Linked DNA regions of Homo sapiens: region 1 is linked to region 2. A link is an interaction called in ENCODE POLR2A ChIA-PET data of the cell type or tissue named here. Cell type or tissue: Panc1. All regions are shown on one strand. Each heading gives the region's core, and the rest is flanking DNA. Links, peaks and the distances in the headings are about the cores only.

Evidence for each region. ChIA-PET counts read pairs that join two places held together with the same protein. Peaks named below come from ENCODE experiments on the same cell type or tissue, not always from the same donor. Only the 100,000 strongest peaks of a DNase experiment are listed, where the experiment ranks them.
Region 1: POLR2A ChIA-PET joins it to region 2 with 11 read pairs; 4 of 35 experiments call an interaction of 5 or more read pairs at or near these places.

Annotation. Positions count from the first base shown.
Region 1 is chr17:58,340,217-58,351,750 of GRCh38, forward strand. SUPT4H1 (SPT4 homolog, DSIF elongation factor subunit) reads right to left here. Exons shown (of 5, transcript NM_003168.3): 2 at 11,186-11,292; 3 at 7,313-7,368; 4 at 6,972-7,025; 5 at 4,962-6,097. The coding sequence ends at 6,030. TSPOAP1-AS1 (TSPOAP1, SUPT4H1 and RNF43 antisense RNA 1) reads left to right here. Exons shown (of 5, transcript NR_038410.1): 4 at 11,528-11,534. Among named protein-coding and RNA genes, the nearest start is that of SUPT4H1, 6.2 kb to the right of the region's middle. RefSeq lists an enhancer at 4,002-4,531. In Panc1, for the core only: no CTCF peak of the experiment used is centred there; no DNase peak of the experiment used is centred there.
Region 2 is chr17:57,941,863-57,954,384 of GRCh38, forward strand. All of the region lies in intron 1 of CUEDC1 (CUE domain containing 1), which reads right to left. Among named protein-coding and RNA genes, the nearest start is that of CUEDC1, 7.3 kb to the right of the region's middle. RefSeq lists enhancers at 4,946-5,240, 10,615-11,116 and silencers at 5,196-5,295, 6,886-7,180. In Panc1, for the core only: no CTCF peak of the experiment used is centred there; a DNase peak (open chromatin) is centred at 6,965; H3K4me3 peaks cover 2,503 bases; H3K27ac peaks cover 7,603 bases.

The DNA.
Region 1 (11,534 bases), core at 1,517-9,516, 400 kb after region 2:
ATTGGTGCAACCTATAGCAATTTTTACCAAGTGTGGCTGTCTGTTCTCCTAGGTCAGACAAGACTGGAAGGGGGACAGCCACACATGAGCAACAGAAGTGACAGCTGACAGGTTGCTATGAATCCAAGAGGTAGAAAAAGAGTCAGTCCCGGAACCATTTCACCACATGATACAAAAATGGAGGTTTACAACAATGACTTTGAACCAAATCAGGTTAAATCACATTCAGAATCTTGTATCCAAATAGCAAGGAAGTATATAACACATTTTTAAAAATTTAAGCTAGGTGTAGTGGCACATGCCTGTAGTCCCAGCTACTTGTGAGGCTGAAGCGGGAGAATCTCTTGAGCCCAGGAATTCAAGGCCAGTCTAGGCAACATAGTGAGACCCTGTCTAAAAAAAAAGAACCACAGAAAAACAAACAAAAAAACAAAAAAAAAACCCAAACCAAACTTTATCTTATAAAAAACGAGAACATAAAGATTAAAATTTTAAAAAAACCTTGGCCAGGCACAGTGGCTCACGCATATAATCCTAGCCTTTTAGGAGGCTGAGGCCGAAGGAACACTTGAGGCCAGGAATTTGAAACCCTGTCTCTACAAAAAATACCAAAAATACCCCCAAAATGAGCTGGGTGGAGTGGTGCGCACCTGTATTGTTAGATACTCTAGGAGCTGAAGTGAGAGGATTGATTGAGCCCAGGAGCTGGAGGCTTCAGTGAGCTACAATCGTGCCACTGCGCTCCTGCCTGGGAAACAGAACAAGACCCTGTCTTTGGAAAAAAAAAAAAAAAAAAAAAGCCCTGGTGCTTGAAGGAAAATGTTTCTGTTTTGATTCAGTTTTGATGTATTTATGTATGATATATGTGGTGGAACACCTATTACCATTACCCAACAATGCTGGAAGGATGAAATTCTTGTCACACCTATCTAGAACTTACCTAGAGATAGGCAACCTTGGATAATGACAATTCCTTACATAGTTTACAACTCTCAAATTGCTTTTGCCTAAATTATTGTATTTGATTTTTTTTTTTTTTTTTTTGAGACAGGGTCTTGCTCTGTTGCCCAGGCTAGAGTGCAGTGGCACAACTGGGACTCACTGCACCCGTGACCTCCTGGGCTCAAGTGATCCTCCTGCCTCAGCCTCCCAAGTAGTTGGGACTACAGGCGTGTGCCACCACGCCCAGCTAATTTTAAAAAAATTTTTAGTAGAGACAGGGCATCGCCCTTTGCACAGGCTGATCTCAAACTTCTGAGCTCAAGCAATCCACCTGCCTCAGCCTCCCAAAATGCTGGGATTACAGGCGTGAGCCACCACACCCAGCCAAAGCAAACTTTTTATTTGAAGTATAACAGTGAACAAATCCTAAGTATATAACAATATATTTCCAGAAAGTGAACTGACCTACATAACTAGCATCAAGATCAAGATAAAAGGCCGGACGCAGTGGCTCATGCCTGTAGTCCCAGCAGTTTGGGAGGCCGAGGTGGGTGGATGGCTTGAGCCCAGGAGTTCGAGACCAGCCTGGGCAGCATGACAAAACCCCGTCTCTACCAAAATATAAAAATTAGCTGGATGTGGTGGTGGATGCCTGTAGACCCCGCTACTTGAGGCACTGAGGTGGGAGGATCAACTGAGCCCAGGAGGTTGAGGCTGCAGTGAGCCATGATCATGCCACTGCACTGCAGTCTGGGTGACAAAGTGAGACCCTGTCTCAAAAAAAAAAAAAAAAAGTGAAAGAAAATAAAAGAAAGAAAGAAAGGGAAGGAAGGGAGAAAGAAAAGAAAGAAAAAGGAAGGAAGGAAGGAAGGAAAGAAAGAAACAAAATATAACCAGCACCTTAGGTGCTTCTCATGCCCTCCTCCACCACCACCTATCACAGCTAACCACGATCCTGCCCTTAACATCATAGTTTTGTCAACTGCACTTCCTAGACAAGAAACTTCATTTTAGAGGTGACTTGGGAAAGTCACAGGGTTGGTGGCTGGTGGAGGCAGCAGGGCCAGGACTCTGCCCTTAGTTAGATACATGTATTTTCATCGCACAAGTCTCAGTGTTCCAGTGGGGTGTGACGGTGCCATCATCAGTCTGCAGATTGAGGGAGGTGAGGAGGAAAAAGAGAGGTTGGGAGGTGTGGGGCACACAGGTCAGCAGGTGCGTAAGAGCTGCTGGAGTGGAATAGAAGATGCAGCCAGGGGTAACTCATGAAGGGCTAGACTGGTTTCCCAATGCTCTGCACAGGAATCCTTGAGTAAATCCCAAGGATCCCCTCCCTGGGCCATTGCCCCACTGCCTCCATCTCTTTGGCTAATTTTAGACTTAGGGACTAGAGTGGTGGGATTAGAGTGGTTGGTGGGCTCAACGTGTAGGGACAATGTGTTGTAATAACTTCACTCAGAAGAAAGCTAATGCCTCACACTGGTTCTGTTGAACACTTATGGAGGGAAAAAAACTTGCTGTGTTTGTGGACAACTATGTCACAAACAGTTAGTAGCCCTAAACTTAGTGTGGACATTATATTTCTTGAGCTGAGGCTCCACTACTTGATTATGGCTAAAACACTTTTAACTCTTTTCTTCCCCACCCCGAGACAGAGTCTTGCTCTGTCACCCTAGCTGGAGTGCAGTGGCACGATCTTGGCTCACTGCAACCTCCGCCTCCCGAGTTCAAGCACTTCTCCTGCCTCAGCCTCCCATGTAGCTGGGATTACAGGCGCCCGCCACCACACCTGGCTAACTTTTTATATTTTTAGTAGAGACGGGGTTTCACCATCTTGGCCAGGCTGGTCTTGAACTCCTGATCTCATGATCCACCCACCTTGGCCTCCCAAAGTGCTGGGATTACAGGCATAAGCCACCGTGCCCAGTCAAGACACTTTAACTCTTTGAGTCTCAGTCTCCTCATCACCAAATAAGGATGTTAACTAGTTCCAGGGTTTCTGTGAGAATCAAATGAGATACTGGATATGAAAGCCCTTTGTCAACTGTATTTGGGTTTGTTTTGTTGTTTTCTGAGACACGGTCTCACTCTGTCCCCCAGGCTGGAGTGCAGTGGCGCCATCACGGCTCACTGCAGCCTCAAACTCCCAGACTCAAGGGATCCTCCCACCTCAGCCTCCCAAGTAGCTGGGACTACAGGTGTACACCACCATGCCTAGCTAATTTTTTGTAGAGATGGGCTTTTGCCATGTTGCCCAGGTTGGTCTTACACTCCTGGGTTCAAAGTGATCTGCCCGCTTTGACCTCCCCAAGGTGCTGGGATTAGAGGCATGAGCCACAGCACCCAGCACCTTTGTCAACTGTAAAAATATTTACATGAAAGGCTTTACTGATACTAAACATGAACCAGACTTCCAGACAAAGTTATTATTAGTCTGTTCTTAAACATGACCTACCTGCCTCTTTCATAGAGACCAGATGTCAGGGAGGGGACCTGAGGATCAAGTAGCAGGCTGCAGACAGACTAGGAGTAACAAGGCAGAAGCCACACCAAGAGCAAAGCCTCAGTTCCCAACCCTGGTGAAACTGCTCCCCTCCAAGACCAGACCATCCTGACCCTTGCTCTATCAGCTACCAGTCCTTTCTTGAGCTGGAGGCTGCATTATCAATGCACTGCCACTGAGCTCCTCAGTGTTCTGGGAGACCCTAATTCCACAGTATGTGGCAGGGAGGAAGCAGGGAATGAGGCAAGGGCAGGCAAGGGGAAGGCAGCCTGGCTACTATTCCTAGTCTCTGTCTGACTTGCATCTGTCCTTGTTGAGCTAGGGAGGAGGCTTGCTCTTCAGGAGAGAAGCCAAACTACTGAGCAAGACAAGGAGAGATCTTAAGATGCTATGCACTCAGAACTTCGGCAGCCAGGACGGGACTGAAACTCTGACAGACACAATGGGCCAATGGGGCAGGACATAGCTCTCATGGCTGCCCTCATAGCCATGGAAAGCAGGGCAGCAGTACCAGGACCGCCCACTCCCAGGGAGCTGTGAACCAAGTCCTTGTCTTAGTTTCTTTGGGTTCCCAGTAGAGGATGGGACTCCAGCACCTTTCTGCCTGTCTGGGTTGCTGAGTGGCACCACCTGCATGTTCAAGTACCAGAGAAAGCAAGAAAGCTAATTCAGCAGCAGCTCCCGGGGAGAGCCCACTTGGCACAGTCTGTAGAGTCCAGGAAGGAAAACAGGCCACCCTTCCCCCACAAGCATCAATGCCTATGCTATGTCTTTTGCTTCCTGTGAGACTGTCAGTTAGGGCCCAGTTCAGTGTAGGGCTGAGGCAGCCTGAATGTGGTTATTTGTGCAAGCTCCTCTTGCCTCCCCTCCCCACAACTGTTTCCATTCTCACCAAGCAGCCACGTCCGGGTCAGACACCCAGGACAGCAGCTGGGGCTTTCCAAGGGACTTTTTGAGAAGCTAGTGAAAGTTGGGTGTTGGCTGCACAGCCTGGGCACTTGCTGAAACGCACTTCTTCCATCCAGGACGTAAGCTCTAGCCTGGCAGGGTTGCTTTCAGGTTGAAATTGAACAGAAATCACCACCCACGGAGCTTTCTGTTTGCTGGGCTGGGGAAATCCTTGAGAAACTCAGTTTGGAGTTGGGGTTATCTGACCATTCCCTCAGAGCTTGAAGGCACCAGAGAAAATGGTTTTGGTTTGAAGACCATAGTGGACATGAGCAGCCCGGCCAGTCCCAGTTTCCCTCCCATAGGCCTATGTGAGGACAAGGAAGGGGAGTAGACAAACTAATCAGAGTCAGGTCGCATCTCTCCTCCTTCCCACACTCTCCAGGCCACAGGTAACAAGCAAAATCAACTCAAGAGCAACACCAGGTGGCTGAGACACAAAGCCCTAGCACAGGCAGCTCTGCCCTAGCACAGCACAGCTCACCCTGCAGTTGTGGTTCTCAGCATTTCCCCTACTATTTTGGCTGATTGTGCACATATTCTATGTATTGAAAAATGGCCCAAAAAGGAGAGCAAAAGTATTTCACCTTTATAATACTTATATAATTTTCACATAGCTTCGTTTCTACAATCACAACAATCCTGAGGTAAACAGGCAGGGTGCAATCATTCTCTTTTTAGAGGGAGAACAAGGAACTTAGGGAAATCAAAATGGGGATACGAACAGGATTTCTGTGGAAATTTAAATGAGAATTTGTGGTAAATTTTTTTATCCTAAAACAACTCACCTTGGCCGAAAAATGGGATGTTACCCAAGGTCCCCTACTAGGCCGGAGGAGAAAAGGACCTACCTCCTACAGGGGCACAAACAAGGGAGACTAGGACTCAATGGTCGCCCAAGGCCCAAGGGTCTCCAGTGAGTGCTTGAGACTGGCCTAAGGTATAGGAAGAGCCGTGAAGAGAAGAAAATAGACAAGCAGGGGAGGGAAGAATTATTAAACATGGTCAAGGAGCACTCTACAAAGCCTCAGGATTTCTTCAAGGGATACTGCTGTGCCAGGTCTCGAGGGCAGAAGGATACAAGTGTGAGACACCAGGGCCACCAAGTTGATGGGGTTACTGAGCCTCTGGATCAGCACCCTCCGATAGGAAGCAAGGAAGCACACTACAAAGGCTGCAATCCCAGAGGCTGAGACAGTCAAGAGGGAGTAGAAGGGCCTCTGCTGCTCTGGGAAGGTTCTTATAGGGCAAATAAGCTATTACTGTGCCTAAGAGAATGGAAGAGGGAGGCAAGGCAGGTGTCATGGCCTTCAGAACTTTCTCGAGGTTCATATTTATTGACATTTGACCTAGAGTCCTTGGCATGGGGAAGGCACAGACCTGGGCCACGGGTAGGAAAATCAGCATCCTACTCTCTCCTCAATTCCATCTGTTAATCCACCAACCCAAATCCCTCCCACCCCACCTGTAGTCCAAAGAAGATAAAATGATAAAATGATGTGCTGCTCTCTCAACAGTCAGCTGAGTCTGAATTGGAGGGTAGGAAGTATTTGAAGTTCTGTTCATTTAGTTCCAGAACAAGAAATAAGCAGAGGCAGGAGGTGGAGAGCAAAGATGCTGGCAGCCTTGCATCTTGCTAGGTCTTTATAGCTGTGTCTCTGGATTTGTAGGCCACTCCTCGACTTTTCAGCTCCCGCACGATTCCTGAAGCAGGAAAAGAAACAGTTCTGTGAGGTAAGATTCAGAAGGGTAAGATAGGCCACTCAGCTGCCACCTTGAGGGGGGTACTATAAGCAAACTGGAGTTCCTAGACTACTTATCAATCGTCTGCTTGGCCAGGCACGGTGGCTCATGCCTGCAATCTCAGCACTTTGGGAGGTCAAGGTGGATCACTTGAGGTCAGGAGTTCAAGACTAGCCTGGGCTACAGAGCAAGGCCCCATCTCTACAAAAAAATTTTAAAAATTAGCCAGGTGTAGTGGCTTGCACCTGTAGTGCCAGCTATTTGGGAGGCTGAGGCGGGAGGATCCCTTGAATCCATGAGTTCAAGGCTGCAGTGAGCTCTGATAATGCCACTATACTTCAGCCTGGGTGACAGAGACTCTGTCTCAAAAAAAAAAAAAAAAAAAAAGGTCCTGCTTAGTTGACTCATTACTAGTGAAGACCCAGGCAGGTATTCGGTAAGAATGAGAAGAAAAAGAGGGATACATGTAGTCATCAAAAGCAAAGGTTCTAAGCCAAGCACCTGTAGTCCCAGCTACTCAGGAGGCAGAGGTGGGAGGAGCACATGAGCCCAGGAGTTAGAGTCCAGCCTGGGCAACATAGTGAGACCTTGTCTCTAAAAAAAATAAAAAACAGAAACAGCAAAAATTCTGGAGCCAGAATGCCTGGATTCCAATCCTGGCTCCTCATTTACTACCTGGTGACCTCCAGCAAGTGATTTAACCTCTCTGTGCCTGGTTCCCCCCATCTGTAAAATGCTGAACCTCATAGAATGTGAGAATTGGCATTAATTCAGATAAAAAAACTTCCACAGAGCTTTACAGTAAATGAACATTGGCTGTTATGATTATTATTACCTTGGGGCAGGCGACCAGTGACTGACACCGCATATACACCTGGCTTAAAGTTACCTGAGAGAGAAGAAAAAAGATACAAGATTACAGTGAAGTTAGTTAAGACTCAAGATCAAATGGAAGCTTAAGCTAAAGAAGTGATGCAACTCCAAGAGAAGAGCTATTCCCTCTTTTGGCTACAAGTGTTAAATGACAAGGCACAGGACACTGCTTCCCTGTGTTTCCTACAACCCGATCTTTCCCACCCTGAGGTCACTCATCTTGCTGATTTGAGACTCCCTAATGGACCTGAGGAACAGTAACAACACTACAACTAAGCCAAAAGGAGACAGGCCAACACTTACTGACTCGCTGCCACTTGGAGACCCAGCTGTCCTCTGGACTCATCATCGCAATGATTCTAGGGAGGGAAAAGAAATGGAGAGTCAGCCTGAGCCTCCCTGGGCCTGAGCTCAATTCTGAGAGAGGAATCTAGGAAAAAGCCAAGTACCGAGTCTCCACTGGAAAGCTGGCAAAACTGCCTTCTGATGTTGGGATGAGGCTGACTCAAAGCTAGGACTGACAAAAGTTCTTCATTCTTATGTCCTTGGCCGGCCAGCCACAGGTCAGTTTCCATCCCCAAAAGATTATCTCACTCAGCTCACAAACATCCTTAGCCTAACATTCCCTAGAAAATGAGACGGCTTTAGGACAAGGGGTCCAATAGTTACAACTAACACAACTACAAGGGGTCTAGGGCCTAGTGCAAAGAGGAGGGTGAGTGAAAACAACGGATCCTCCTACTAGAAAGGAGTTCAACTTGGCTAAACTTTTCCTCTTAATGACCTATACATATGGGGACCCCTCTAATGACCTATACATGTGGGGTTCCCTTCTCAGAACCTCATCAGTAAGCTGAGACTCAAAGGTTGAGATAATACATGAAAAACACCTAGCACAAAGACTAGCACAGAGTAGGTGCTAAATAAGCATTAGCTCTCCTCATTATCCTAATAGTCCTTCCCAGGTAGCTGTGATTCCAGAGGAATGGTAAGGCTATTCAAGGGCTAGAAGATGCTGCTTGAGCAAGATGGGTAAGCATTTTTGTCATTCAACGCATTCAATCAAATGCTTACTGACTGCCTATTGTGTGGGTGTAAGCACTGACATTTGTTGACTGCCTCAATATGCCTCCCCTCTTCTCTCAGTAACAATCTTGGATTCTTATTTGAGAAGATTCCCTTCCCATCCAAATCCTACATTCTCAGCCATGCGCTGTTAAGTGGAACCGACCCTACCTCCAGGGGTGACAAGCAGAACACTAGCCCCCAGCCCTGCAGCCTGATGGGAGATAGGCATGTATGCAGGCCATCCTCCTGACCACAAGTATATTCTTCTCTGTCCTTTGCAATCTATCTTTTTAGCCTTAGGGTCCCTACAGCCCAACCTTATGATTTAACCTAAACAGAATTCCCACTGTTCTCCAAAAACATCCTGGTTTTTCCCATCCTAAGCCTTTGCTCTAGTCACTCCCTTTATTTGGAATGTTCTCTCTCTCTCTCACCTCAACTTCCTCAAAAATCCCAAACTTCTTGCCTTAAGAGGAAAGTACTACCTCTTCCAATTCTGGTTGAGGTCATCTAGCCCTCTTCCGATCTTTAATTTGCCCACTCTTTAAGACCTAATATGCACTAGAATTATACAAATAATTCCTACAACCTAACAACAAAAAAACCAAACTGAAGTCAAAAATGAGCAAAGGCCTTGAATAGGCATTTCTCCAAAGATATACAAATGGCTATAAGCACCTAAGAGGCTCAACATCACCATTCATTGGGGGAAATGGGACACCAAAGTCACACCCATCAGGATGGCTATTATTAATAAATAATTAAGTGTTGGTGAGGATGGGGAGAAATTAGAACCTTTGGGCACTGTTGGTGGGAATGGAAAATGGTGCAGTTGCTAAACAGTATGACAGTTCCTCAAAAAATTAAACACTGAACTATCATATGATCTAGCAATTTCACTTGTGGATATACAGATGATCCCTGACTTACCTTAGTTCAACTTATGATTTTTCAAATTTATGATTTTGCAAAAGTGACATGCATTCAATAGAAATCGTTTTCAAATTTTAAATTTTGTTCTTTTCCAGGCTAGCAATTCAGTACAATATTCTGTCATGATGCTGCGCAGCAGCCATGAGCCACAGCTTCTGGTCAGCCACAGTAACATAAGCGTTCTGAGCACATTTGAAGTAGGCTAACTTATTATATTCAGTAGGTTGGGTGTGTTAAATGCACTTTTGGCTTATATTTTCAACTTATGATGGGCTTATTAGGTTGTAACTCCTCGGAAGTTGAGGTGCATCTGTACTGAAAATAATGAAAAGCAGGGACTTGAACACATATTTGTATACCAATGTTCACAGCAGTATTATTCACAAATAGCCAAAAGGGAGAAACAACCCAAGATATCATTGATGAATGAATGGGCAGCAGAACATGCTATACACATACAAGGGAATATTATTCAGCTCAAAAGAGGAGGGAAATTCTGTTGCATACTACAATATGAATGAACCTTGAAGACATTATGTTGGTGAAAGAAGCTAAAAAATGCTACTGAATGAGCCCATAGGTACCTAAGGGTGCCTAAGGTGGCCAAATTCATAGAGACAAAGCATGGTGGTTGTCAGGGACAGGAGGGAGGAGAGAACGAGGAGCTAGTGTTTAATGGGTACAGATGAAAAAAGTTCTGGAGATGGATGGTGGTGACGGTTGCACAACAGTGAGTATGCACTAATGCCACTGAATTGTGTATTTAGAAATGGCGACCGGGCACAGTGGCTCATGCCTGTAATCCCAGCACTTTGTGAGGCTGAGACGGGAGGATCACCTGAGGTCAGGAGTTCGAGACCAGCCTGGCCAGCATGGCAAAACCCTGTCTCTACTAAAAAAAGTACAAAAATTAGCTGGGCGTGGTGGTGGGCGCCTGTAATCCCAGCTACTCAGGAGGCTGAGGTAGGAGGCGGAGGTTGCAGTGAGCTGAGATCGTGCCATTGCAGCCGGGCGCTGTGGCTCACTCCTGTAATCCCAGCACTTTGGGAGGCCGAGGCGGGTGGATCACGAGGTCAGCAGTTCAAGACCAGTCTGACCAACATGGTGAAACCCCGTCTCTACTAAAAATACAAAAATTAGCTGGGTATGGTGGCAGGTGCCTGTAATCCCAGCTACTCAGGAGGCTGAGGCAGAGAACTGCTTGAACCTGGGAGGCGGAGGTTGCAGTGAGCCGAGATTGCGCCACTGCACTCCAGCCTGGGCGACAGAGCGAGACTCCATCTCAAATAAATAAATAAATAAATAAATAAGTAAAATGGCTAAAATGGGCCGGGCATGGTGACTCATACTTGTAATCCCAGCACTATGAGAGGCCGAGGTGGGCAGATCACCTGAGGTCAGGAGTTTGAGACCAGCCTGGCCAACATGGTGAAACCCCGTCTCTACTAAAGATATAAAAATTAGCTGGGAGTGGTGGTGGGTGCCTGTAATCCCAGCTACTCAAGAGGCTGAGGCAGGAGAATTGCTTGAACCCAGGAGGCAGAGGTTGCAGTGAGCCGAGACTGCACCATTGCACTCCAGCATGAGTGGCAAGGGCGAAAAGTCTGTCCAAAAAAAAAAAAAAAAAAAAAGCAACAGCTTTTGGGCAATGATCTACCATTACTACACCTCCCTTCCCTTCATTTTCAAAAAAAATTTTCATGCATTTAACAAACATTATTAAGATTACATTCTTTCTTCTCATGTTAAGTCTTTGAAATCTGGGGTATATTTTATACTTAAAAGCATGTCTTAATTTGGACTAGACACATTTCAAGTGCTCAGTAGCTACACGTGGATAGTGGTCACTGTATTAGATGCATAGCACTAGTATGTCCCAAAATAACTGTTGAGGCTGGACACAGTGGCTTACACCTATAATCCCAGCACTCTGGGAGGTTGAAGTCAGAGGATCATTCCACGCTGCAGTGAGCTATGATCATGCCACTGCACTCCAGCCTGAGCCACAGAGCAAAACCCTGATTCAAAAAAAAAAAAAAAAAAAAAAACCCACACAAAATAACCCCCAAAAACGAATGGCTGGGCCCAACTAGGATTAACACTTGCCCTGCATTTACTTCTCTGGGTGCAGGTTGGGTAATGCAGAAGTGAATGATGGAAACTGAAGCGGCTTACCCATCAAAGGAAGAGCTAGTGCAGTCATATACCATCTCTCGGTTACCCTTCATTTGTAGATATGCATCACAATTGTCACAACCATCATATTCAAACTGGTCTATAGTCTGGGAGTGAAAGAAAAATAAAGGAAAAGGAGAGATAAGCATGAACAAGACCAAGAGAAAAAGTAGCTTTCTCAATACTTCGACCTGCTCAATTTCTTGTTTCCCTATGTTGACTGTGTATCCTAAGGTTCCCCACCTACTACTCTCAAAGCTTCATTCCTAAGTCCCACCCTCCCACTCCTTCCTCTCTCGTTCCCAATTCCGTTTTATCTATTCCTTTCTCTAGTCTACTCAGGGTCAGG
Region 2 (12,522 bases), core at 2,582-10,581:
GGCCAGGAAGGAAAACGAGGTGAATGGGGACAGAGGGACATTGTCTAAAAAAGCAAGCCTTTGGGAAATGTGTGTGGAGAAGCCAGAGTCCGAAAATAAGACCACCCTATTCATGTTCCTAAATTGAGCCTGGGGGGCAGGGCTGGTCTGAAGGAGTTCTCATGCAACCCCTTCTTCGGTGGCAGCCTTTACACTTCCCTGGGGACCCCAGGCTCGGCTCAGAATCCAAATTAAGGTCAGTGATCCACAGAAAGGCCACAAAGAGTGGCTTAGAAAAGGATGTGCTCCCGGCCTCCCGGCAAACTCAGAGAAGGGCCCGGCAGCTGGGAGGTGGAGCTGGCTGGGCTGGGAGTGCTCACATCTGAAGTCCTGAAAGAGAACAGGACTTTTCCTAAGATGTTCCAGGAGGTCAGCCATTAGCACAGAGAGGACACCTGCCACCTTCATGGGGTGCGAATGGCCCACTCACATCCCTGTAGGTCAAAAACTATTTTTGAATTGTCTAGTTTTTTTTCGTTTGTTTGTTTGGTTTGATTTGTTTTTTGAGACAGAGTCTCGCTCTGTCGCCCAGGCTGGAGTACAGTGGTGTTCTCTCAGCTCACTGCAACCTCCGCCTCCTGGGTTCAAGTGATTCTCCTGCCTCAGCCTCCCAAGTAGCTGACACTACAAGCATGCACCACCACACCCAGCTAATTTTTGTACTGTTACTAGAGATGGGCTTTCACCATGTTGGCCAGGCTGGTCTTGAACTCCTGACCTCAGGTGATCCACCCGCCTTGGTCTCCCAAAGTGCTGGTATTACAGGCGTGAGCCACCACACCCGGCCAAATTGTCTAGTTTTATGAGATGAATTTTTATGTTAATGTCTTCAAAATAATCACTGCTGCCGGGCGCTGTGGCTCACGCCTGTAATCCCAGCACTTTGGGAGGCCGAGGCGGGTGGATCACGAGGTCAGGAGATCGAGATCATCCTGGCTAACACGGTGAAACCCCGTCTCTACTAAAAATACAAAAAATTAGCCAGGCGTGGTGGCAGGTGCCTGTAGTCCCAGCTACTCGGGAGGCTGAGGCAGGAGAATGGCATGAACCCAGGAGGCGGAGCTTGCAGTGAGCCGAGATCGCGCCACTGCACTCCAGCCTGGGTGACGGAGTGAGACTCTGTCTCAAAACAAAACAAAAACAAAAATGATCACTGCTATATGTGAATTTTACCAGTAGTCTATTTTTAACGACATGCCTCCCTATTCTTTTCCCTTCAAGGCCTTAGGTTCCAGAGCCTTACCAGGATGAGAGGGCTGATGGTGACAGTGGCAGTGACCGGAAGCTGGGAGCCCTTCCCAAAGCCCCTGGAGGGAACTCACCACTAGCACGAACCGCCAAGGCCCTGGGTGCCAGCCTAGTGCCCGCCCTAGGAGACTGACATGGAAGGCTTCTGGCTTCAGTCAAATGCCATCTCACTCATTTGCCTCTCCTTTCTTTCTTTTCCAGAATTAAAGCTCATAGGATGATTCATTCTCTTATTAAATCAGCTCATGAGAAAAAGGGAAGTCACCCGAGTTCCCATCCCTCTCTCCACCAAACATAAGCCACGCTGTGGCTCATTCCCCATATGCATTTAATAGAAATGCTACCACAAGGAAGAAATTCCACTAAGAACCCCACCCTTCACCTTTCCTTTCATGTCTCAAGAATTCACCATCCATGGCAGTTTTCTAAGTTTCTAAGGCTGCCAGGGGGAGAGGTGAGTTGGAATTTAAAGATAAGTTCCCAAATAAAATGGGATAGGAGGGGAAAGAGTCACGTGGCTCTTAAATCCACATACATGCAACCCTCAAAGCAGATAGTAAAAATCCACCCCAAAAAAAATCCTTCTCTATCTCTGCCAGATCTCCTCAGCTCTGCCCCACACTTAGAAACAGCTGTTTCCCCAGAACTCCAAAAAAAACTCTCATATATTCCATCCCTCATTGTTTCCAAGACTGTGATCTGTACACTTAATCTACCTCTAGGCTCAGTTTATCCCTCCCTGGGACTGTCAAACAAGAACAGTAACAGTCAAAGAATAAGAATCCTAACGCTACAATATTGTAAATACATCTATGGACTCAGCCTCCTGGCTTTGGAGCTCAGATCCTGCCTCCTCAGCTAACTAGCAGTGTGACCTTACGCAAGTTAACTTAACCTCTCTGTGCCTCGGTCTCCTCCTGCATAAAGTGATGATACTACTGTCTCATCTAGGATTGATTACATAAATTAATATTCCCAAGATGCTTAGAAAGCTTACTGGCATATGCAGTAAGCATGCAATAAATGTTAGTTATTATTATTTATTTTTTTATATATATATATTTTTTTTTTTTTTTTTGAGACGGAGCTTCGCTCTTGTTGCACAGGCTGGTGTGCAATGGTGCGATCTCGGCTCACTGCAACCTCTGCCTCCCAGGTTCAAGTGATTCTCCTGCCTCAGCCTCCTGCGTAGCTGGGATTACAGGCATGCGCCACCACGCCCGGCTAATTTTGTATTTTTAGTAGAGACAGGGTTTCTCCATATTGGTCAGGCTGGTCTCGAACTCCCGACCTCAGGTGATCTGCCCGCCTTGGCCTCCCAAAGTGCTGGGATTACAGGCGTGAGCCACTGCGCCTGGCCATTAGCCATTATTAGACTATTACAAGAATCTTGTGCCACAGAGATTATTCTTACCAGCTCTATTTAACATATGTAGTCAATAGCCATGTGTTGTTGTGGAGTATAATAATAGATTAGCCTCAAGAAAACTATAAATTAACAAACTAAGTGACCTGCTCAGAATGACACAGCCCACACATGGCAGAGCTAAGACTGGAACTCCAGTCATCAACTCCTTTGCACACTCACACATTTCACACTTTAACACACTGTCTCCTTCAGGCATGGAGATTTGAGAAGTCCCACGGATCAGCATCAAGAACAGATTTCAATCTCTACAGAGCGACAGTATCTCCAGGAATCTTTCAAGATTCACCAAACAAAATTCATTTCCATTCGTCTTCATATTCCACGAAAACACACCAAAGCTGCCTTAGGGAGAGGGTGTCGCCCCATCAGAGGTGTCAAGGACCATGCAAGGCCAGGGGTCACACTGGCCTCAACAATGTTTCAGACAAAAACGGCTCCCTTGGGAGGCTCCGAGGCTGTCATCGATTTGCTAAAGGTCAGTACGGATCATTTGGGAATGGATTTGTGTAGGCATGGCCTAAGACACATGGACTTCTGCCAAGCCTATATATTTTTTTCAAAACATCTGCACTGTCTTCACCCTTGATAAATAGCAGCCAGGCTACAGAAATATTTCCATTACGCACAAAAGCCTGCTTTGCCACCACAACTCATTGAAATGGATGTTTCCAACTTGAGAAGAACTCTTCAATGAAAACATCTAAAAACACCCCAATCTTCCAGCAGAGGCAACCAATCTAGCATTCAGGAAACCTTTAAACACTAGTAAATAATATTTGTGGAAACAAATTCTTTGGTAGACATATGCCCCCATGCCCAAAGTCTAACTATATCTAATAAATAGGTTAAGCCCATTTCTTCTAGCTGTATTATGAACATTCATGCAAAGACATCCGCATAAACATTTTTGTAAAGGTTTTCCCATATTTCCAGAATGTGGTGAAATCTCCTTATGGCCATGCTGAAAAGAATTGGAATAAAAAGAATTTAACATTGTAGCCCTGGCTTTACCACTAAGTAGCTGTGTGATTTCACAAAATGAAAATAATAACAATAACAGCAGCAGCTAACATTTAATGAGGACTTACAATATGCAAAACATTGTGCTAGGGGCTTAATAAGTATTTGGTAGTAATTAACAATCATTATGTAATATTTTGGCCGGGCGTGGTGGCTCATACCTATAATCCCAGCACTTTGGGAGGCTGAGGTGGGCGGATCAGTTGAGGTCAGGAGTTCAAGACCAGCCTGGCCAACATGGTGAAACACTGTCTCTACTAAAAATACAAAAATTAGCTGGGCATGGGGTAATGGAGGGCGCCTGTAATCCCAGCTACTCAGGAGGCTGAGACAGGAGAATTACTTGAACCCGGGCGGGTGGAGGCTGTGGGTGACAGAGCAAGACTCCACCTCAAAAATAAAAAATAAAAAAAAAACACCAAAAAACCATTTGGTAATATTATTACTCCCACTGTATGGATCAGGAAACTAAGACTCAGAGAGATTGAGTAACTTGCCCCAAGAACACAGCAGCAACTAGCAGAGGCTGGGATGAAGCACAGGCATTCTGATTCAGTATTCTTAATTACATACCATTGGTCTTTTCAAAGCACTTAACGACCCACAACCTCAGATTCCTCCAGGAGCCAACCAAGCAAGCAGTCTTCAGAATCCTTTCCAGCTGTAAAATTCAGTGATTCTCTCTTTTCAAAATAAAATGAATTTATAACTTTGAGAAATAAAATGTAATGATGCTCTAGTACTGCTGAGGGAAGGAAACATCTGTGTATGCCTCACCCAGAACCAGTCAGGGGAGGAAAACTGCTGATTTTCTAGGGTAATGATGTCCTGTGAACCAACCAGACTGGCCTCAAGCCGTCTCAGGAAAAATGACAGCTTGAAGTTCTCAAAGGATCCACCAACATGCAAAGGTCTGCAAGTTCGCAACTATCAGTTCTCAAACTTTAATTTGACTTTTTTTTTTTTAAAGGAAACTCATATGCAAGAAAATGCTGCACCGTAGAGGCTGATCTTAAGAATGCCAGTACAAGATGTATGTTGACTCTGTGGCATGCTCACACTTGCTTTCCTTTCAGGTGTACACCTGCTCAGGGAAAATCCACCCGGCCCAGGCAATCTGTTTTAAGACTTCCCTAGCTCGAGGCTCAGTGGTCCTGTAATTGGGTGGGGGTTTTGTCCTTTGCACATCTGATATCTTCATACGCTCCCTCCTGCTCATCATCACCAGCCCGGTCTCTGGACACACAAACACGCAAGTGCTGCCTTCCCCAACTCCATCTCGGACGCATCTTCTTCCTCTCTCTGCTCAACACAGGAGTTCCCTGTTCACACACCTTGCCATTGGCTGACACAGCCAATGGTGAAACTCCCCCAGCTGACCCTCCCTGGAGCTCACTAGCTCTCTCCCAGCTGTGGGTACAGCCTGAAACCGAAACTAATCTCAGACCAGAGCAAAGTGAAATCATTTCAGGAGCCTGATCACCCTACATGACCACAGAGAGGCTTCCCCTTAACAGAGCTCCAAATCCAGCTTGCTGGTCACCAGGAGAAAAAAAAAAAAAAAAAGCTTTGCAGTGCCCTCCTAACATCAAATACTTTCTTAATGAATAGGGAATCATGGGATTAGAGGAGGAAGCAAAAGTTCTTGCCGTCGTGTTTGCTGCTGCTACTTCTCTCTTATTTGCACAAGTCTATTTCAGTTCACCCCGTGAGCTAAAGTTCACCACCCGGTATTATTTTTAAACTCATTGTCCAGCATCCGTTCATATTTGGTTCACTCTTAATCAGATTATCTTCCAAGAGCAAGCTTTGTTCTCTTCTGAGATCCCTGTAACCATCTTGCTGTAATGTGGCTGAGACTGTTATACTACATGTTTTTCGTAAATTTGAAAAACGAAGCGTTTTACTTTTGTGCTCGAGCCAGGCACGGTGGCTCACACCTGTAATCCCAGTACTTTGGGAGGCTAAGGCGAGTGGATCTCTTGAGCTCAGGAGTTCGAGACCAGCCAGGCCAACATGGTGAAACTCCATCTTTACTAAAAACACAAAAAAATTAGCTGTTTGTGATGGCGTATGTCTGTAATCCCAGCTTCTCGGGAGGCTGAGACACAAGAATCATTTGAAACTGGGAGGCAGAGGTTGCAGTGAGCTGAGATCACACCACACTGCACTCCAGCCTGGGTGAAAGAGCAAGACCCTGTCTCATAAATAAATAAATAATAAAAAATAAAAACACTTTTGTGCTTGGAACAATACAAAAGAAAAAAAGCAAAAGCCATTATGACTGAACATAATGTCAGGCCTTGATGATCCTTCAAAGAAGTATAAATGTTGAGAAGGATCCTAAACTGTGTTTTCTCTTCTTACCCTTGCCCCCAGCATACTTGTGGGCAGCTTTCTTTGTGGCTAGGCAGTATTATGAAAAAAAGCCTACTGTCAGCTTAAGCAAAACAGAATAAGAAGGGTTAAGTGCACTGGCCTAACAAGGGTATGGTCAAAGAGAAATTAAGTCTTGGATTATCTGTTATTTACTCATTCATCCAACAAAGTTTACTGAGGGCCTCATATATATGCCTAAAACTCTTCTAGGTGCATCTAGGAGATAACCCACTAGCTCCAACTGAGAGTGCCATTCTCAGAAACACTGTGTGTATGGGGGCTGATGCTTTCTGTATTCCAATACCAAGACAAATGCTCCACTACTTCCAGGTTTCCTGAGCTCTCCTCACACGGCTTGGACTCCATCCCCGAGAGCTGTAGGTCCCTCCCAGTGAGCACCCCCGGGTGATGCTGACCAGGAACATTGCGGGCCAGGGTCACCTGGCCCAGAGCTGTTGGGCAGACTCTGTTTGTGCCTTGGCTCACTCATTCATGGATGAGCTGCTCAGTGTTATCGGGCATTCTTCAATCACTCCAACAGTCAAAGGAGGGGTTAGGCCAAATTTAAGTAATCTTCTAGCTCAAAAATTCCAGCTCCTTTTATCCTCCGATCACCGAGCTGACATGGACCTCTAGGGGCCTCTACTTCATCTTCCTGTCTCCAGATGAAACCTCTTAAACCACAAAGACAAATGAAACTTGTTCCCATTTCTGAAGACCTTCAGGGGAGGCCATTCCCCTCTGTGCCTATGAGTCACTTTTCTTACATCTCACATCCTATCTGGAATGTCTTCCTCATACCTTACTTGAATCCTCCCTCTGTAGTTTAAATTCATTTGCCTCTGGTTCTAAGTGCAGAGAGACAAGAGTGAATCACTGTGTTCTGAGCAATGACTCTTAAGGGACTTTTATGTCTTCTTCACCATGTTCACTGCAGGCATTACAAGAGGTGGCAGTGTTTCTCAGCTGTTAAAAACCACAAAGGCATCAGGAAAGCTGACCACACTGCCCAGTTCCTGCCTCACCCTGGCAAGGGTGCTACAGAATCCAGAAAACCTGACCCTTCTCTGAAACCCACACCGCTACTTAGCTCTACTCAGAGTTCACCAAGGGGGAGAACAATGTGCTCCCATGCCAGATCAAAAGCCCAGGAGGCAGCAGCCACTTTATCTTGTCCTCACTCAGCTCAAGCGGCCCCTCCTCCAGGAAGCCTTCCCTGCCCCAACTCCTCTTCTGGCTGGCAAAGTGCCCCCTTCCTCAGTGCTTTGTCTTATCGCAGCACTTGCCACAGAAACTGAAATTCCAGGCTAACATGTTTGTCTCCCTTACTAGACAGGAGGCATCTTGAAGGCAGGGGCCATGGCTTGATGACCTTTGTGCTCCAGGATGGGCCCCAGCAGAGTATCTGGCACTTGGCCAGTGGTTCTCAGCAGACTCTGTTAAGCTGAACCCTCCAGGCATGTTCCAACGATGCCTGGACATTGCACTGGCAGCCCTTCAAGCAGGACACAAATCCCACAACCCCCCCAGCTCCACCCTCCCCCACCACGACCACCCCCGAGCTCAGTAGGGGTGTCTCTGACATACTTTTTTTTTTTTTTTTTTTTTTTTTTGAGGTAGGGTCTTGCTCTGACACCCAGGCTGGAGTGCAGTGGTGCAATTTCAGCTCACTGCAACCTCGGCCTCCCAGGCTCAAGCGATCCTCCCACCTACGCCTCCTGAGTAGCTGGGACTACAGATACATGCCACCACGCCTAGCTAATTTTTGTAGAGATGAGGTTTCACCATGTTGCCCAGGCTGGTTTAGAACTCTTGAGCTCAAGTGATCTGCCAACCTCAGTCTCTCAAAGTGCTAGGATTACAGGCATGAACTACCACACCCAGCCCTGACAGTTTCTCTAAGGGTGTGGGCCTGCAGCCAGACTTCCTGAATTCAAATCCTGGCTCTGCCACTTTCTAGCCATGTGATCTTGGGCAAGTTATTTAAACTCTTGATGTCTCTTATGTCTCTATTTCTTCACCTGAAAAATTGGTATAATATCTCATAGGTCCTGTGAAGATTCAACGAGCTAATCCATGTGAAGTACTTGGAAAGGGTCCGACCCCTCTGTGAGTGCTGCAATGATTATTTCCCAAGCCTATCCCTTCACAGAAACCCTTGGCCCCCACAGCTTCCACTCTTTTCGTTTTTGAGACAGAGTCTCACTCTGTCACCCAGGCTGGAGTGTAGTGGCGCGATCTCGGCTCACTGCAACTTCTGCCTCCTGGGTTCAAGCGATTCTCCTGCCTCAGCTTCCCAAGTAGCTGGGACTACAGGCGCCTGCCGCCAAACCTGGATAATTTTTTTGTACTTTAGTAGAGACGGGGGTTTCACCATGTTGCCCAGGTTGGTCTTCAACTCCTGAGCTCAGGCAATCTGCCTGCCTCAGCCTGCTAAAGTGCTAGGATTACAGATATGAGCCACCGTGTCCAGCCTCTTTTTTATTTTTTTATTTATTTATTTTTTTTTTTTTGAGACAGAGTCTCGCTCTGTCGCCCAGGCTGGAGTGTAACGCTGTGATCTCTGCTCACTGAAACCTCCGCCTCCTGGGTTCAAGCTATTCTCCTGCCTCAGCCTCCTGGGTAGCTGAGATTACAGGCGCCCACCACCATGCCCGGCTAATTTTTGTATTTTTAGTAGAGACAGGGTTTCACCACGTTGGCCAGGCTGGTCTCGAACTCCTGACCTCAGGTGATCCGCCCGCCTCGGCCTCCCAAAGTGCTGGGATTACAGGCGTGAGCCACTGCACCCTGTGAGCTTGCACTCTTGACTGCCTATTGGGCCTGCCCCGATCTCCTGACTAGGTTCCCTTCCTCCAGGGAACTCTGCCCTGTTCCTCTGGACCAATGTTAGTATTAACTTTATGCCATTCAACCCTTCTCACTGGTTATGCCTCCTCACCCCTCCCCCAGCTTACAGGGCAAATTCTCCAAAGAAAAGGAAAAAGAGTTGGTTCCACAGCAGGGCTACAGATGCTGAGTCATTCTGCCCCCAAATATGCTTAGCTGTCACCCATGACATTTCAGTCTCCCCACCCCCGCCTCCACTGTGCGGTCCTCTCTGCTCATCATTCAAGAGCCTCACCCCACCCCCTCCCACTCTTCCAAAATCCACCCTCAGCCTCTACAGTTTTTACCAAAGATTTTCCTTAATAATGAGCCTCAGAATTTGTGTACCGCTGTGCAGAAATGGCAATAATAATAATAGCTTCGATGTAATGAACACTTCCTCTTTGTCTGGCATACACATGAGATCTCTTTTAACTCTTTCTAAATATAGGAAACTCTGGCACTTACAAAGTCTTAGAGTAAGATGGAGAGCTGGGATTCTACCTGGAGATGCCTAACTTCAGATCTTACACTCTAAACAACTAAGCTATGATGAAAATGTGCACAAAATAACTCAGTTGCTTCCTGGGGGTGGAAGTTAAGCCAGTGGAGTTGGAACTTTTTTTTTTTTGAGACAGAGTCTCACTCTGTTGTCCAGGCTAGAGTCCAGTGGTGCAATCTCAGCTCACTGCAACCTCCGCCTCCCGAGTTCAAATGATTCTCCTGCCTCAGCCTCCCAAGTAGCTGGGGTTACAAGTACGCACCACCATGCCCGGCTAATTTTTTGTATTTTTAGTAGAGATAGGTTTCACCATGTTGGCCAGGCTGGTCTCGAACTCCTGACCTCAGGTGATCCACCCGCCTCAGCCTCCCAAAGTGCTGGGATTACAGGCAGGAGCCACCACGCCCAGCCTAAACATTTTTATCTTACCAAGAATTCCTCAAAGACCCTTGGTGCTGCCACAATGCAAATGAAATGGTCACATTTATAAGAAGGGAGTTTATATTTACAAGGACTGTTATCACATTTATCATTTATGACCTGCTTTAAAGATAAGACATTTAGCTGCATCATCAAGAGTCTGTGATAATGCGCTGACACATCAGAGGTTCTGGGAGCCTGGAAGCCAAGGGGATCAGAGAAACACTGAGTGAGCCAACACAGCTAGCATCCTGAACTCACCAACCCATGGTAGCCAGGGCCACAGCATGACTGAGAAGTCATGGCCACTGGGGAAGGTGAATCCTCAGTCACTGCAACAAGGACTTTGCATGCCACCAAGACACTTTCAATTCCCAAGTCAAGGACCACTGGACCACAGCGCTTTAGGGTCTCCAATGCCCTTCATTTTATTTTATTTTATTTTATTTTATTTATTTATTTATGTTTTTTTTTTGGAGACAAAGTTTTGCTCTTGTCATCCAGGTTGGAGTGCAATGGCACAACTTCGGCTCACTGCAACCTCCACCTCCCAGGTTCAAGCAATTCTCCTGCCTCAGTCTCCTGAGTAGCTGGGATTACAGGCACACGCCACCACACCCAGCAAATTTTTGTATTTTTAGTAGAGACGGGGTTTCACCATGTTGGCCAGACTAGTCTTAAACTCCTGACCTCAGGTGATCCACCCCCCTCGGCCTCCCAGAGTGGTGGGATTACAGGCATGAGCCACCGCATCCGGCCTCCAATGCCCTTTATAGCTCTTGCTTCCTGTAAGTGCAAGAGCCAGCAACACAGAAGCACCACCTCCTCCAGCTCACCTTGGATAGTCAGAGGTGACCCCTGTCAGACACCCAGCTTCCTGTGCCCCAAGGCTCTAGAATACTCCTGCCTCTGCTGCTTATTACCAGAGCAAATGTAGGAAGCTCTAAAGGAAGAATACCAGTGTGAGTGCTGCCATATGCCAAACACTGTGCTCTCTAGTTAAACAAAGAAAAATCCCCTACAGCTCTCTGTGGGGGACTTGAGCCTAAGGAAGTCTTCTCAGTCCCAAGGTAGAGAAGTCACAAATGGCAGATCGTCCTAAAGCTCTTCCAGATCCCTAGCAAGTGTAGATGCCACAAACACCTATGCAGCAGCCCAGGACCCAGTGAGCCAAGAAAGGAAAGGCAGGCCAGGCCTCCTCTGGCCTGGGGCTGCACTGGGGATAGTGACAGCAGCCCTCTGGCCCCCACTTGCCTTCAAGAGTCCAAAGGGATCTAAGGAACCGACAACACCCAGATCATAGCCTTGGACAATTCTGCCCCAAGACCTCCTTAAGAGTCGTCTTTCACACTTAACACTCTCTACTAAAGCACCTCAACCCCATTTCCCCAAGAACAAGCTGGAGCTCTTAAAGGCCTGGATCTCACACCCAGCTGAAACACCAGAATATCCACCTCCACCCAAATCCCTTTATTTACCTCTAATTCAATAGACCAGTGGGCCTAGTCCAGTGCCCAGGGCCTTCCCACCACACAGACAGCAAAATGAGCCCCTGGAAAAGGGCCACCTCATCTGCCCCCATCCTCTAGCTAGCTGTAGGGAGCTGGGATCTGTCCAGACACTCCAGGTCTCCATGGCCACAAGCCCAAAGTTGCATAGGGAGGTCATGAGAAAAGACCTTAGAAGCAGTCTGCTCTTTGAACCCTGGGATTATTCACTGACCAGCCAAAAAGGTGACAACTGTTCTGATGGCCCAGGTCAGACCAGTAACTCTAGGGCAGAGGTCTCAATGGAGGTCCTGGTTCCAAGGGGGTATATTAACCGTCTGGTGTTGAATACAGGTGTCTCCCTACACACATGCATTTTGGAAGGAGAGGAGTTAGAGCTTTCACCAGATTCTCAAAGGGGCCCATGACTCCAACCTCTGGCCCTAGTTGGCCTGGCCCAGGAGCTGGGGATACAGCCCTAGTCATATCAACATCCCTGGGCCATCCTCGCTGTCCAGGGTCTCTCTTCTATTCAAGGATGTGCCCAGGTCGGTAGCAGTATCCTGTTTCCCTTGTCCTGGCCCTTCCAGCTGCAGAAAGTGGACAGCGGGTTTCACACCCAGCCCTGCTGCACACGCTCCAGCTTCCTGGAGACCCGAGCCAGGTTTCTCCCAGCAGCACCTCTCCATCCCAGAGATGGCACCATATTCAAACTGAGGTACCAGTGGCACTGACCCCCAACAACAGAGAGGACCCAGCTTCACACTTGATCCAGCAGGGGCCCAACCACATGGTGAGATGACTTCCTCCGTGAGAGAATTCCTGGGGTCCCTCACCTCCTTCAGGCACAGCTGGCTATAAAGAAAAGGGGTGAAAGGCCCAGTACATCTCCCTGAGTCCTTTCTCCTGGGCCAGGTGGCTCAGGTGCTGCGGGATCACCCAGGGAAGGCTCATTCCTCTCGCTACAAGACGCTGACTGCGGATCAGGTGGGGAGCACGGTGGATGGTCTTCTTGTATCCTCTATCGCCTCCAGGGCATCTTGTTTCTAAACTCCCAGGGAGTCCCCTCATCTTCTACTCCACTACTCCACCAAAAAAAGGAAAATCTAAACCCTCCCTCCCCTTAAAAC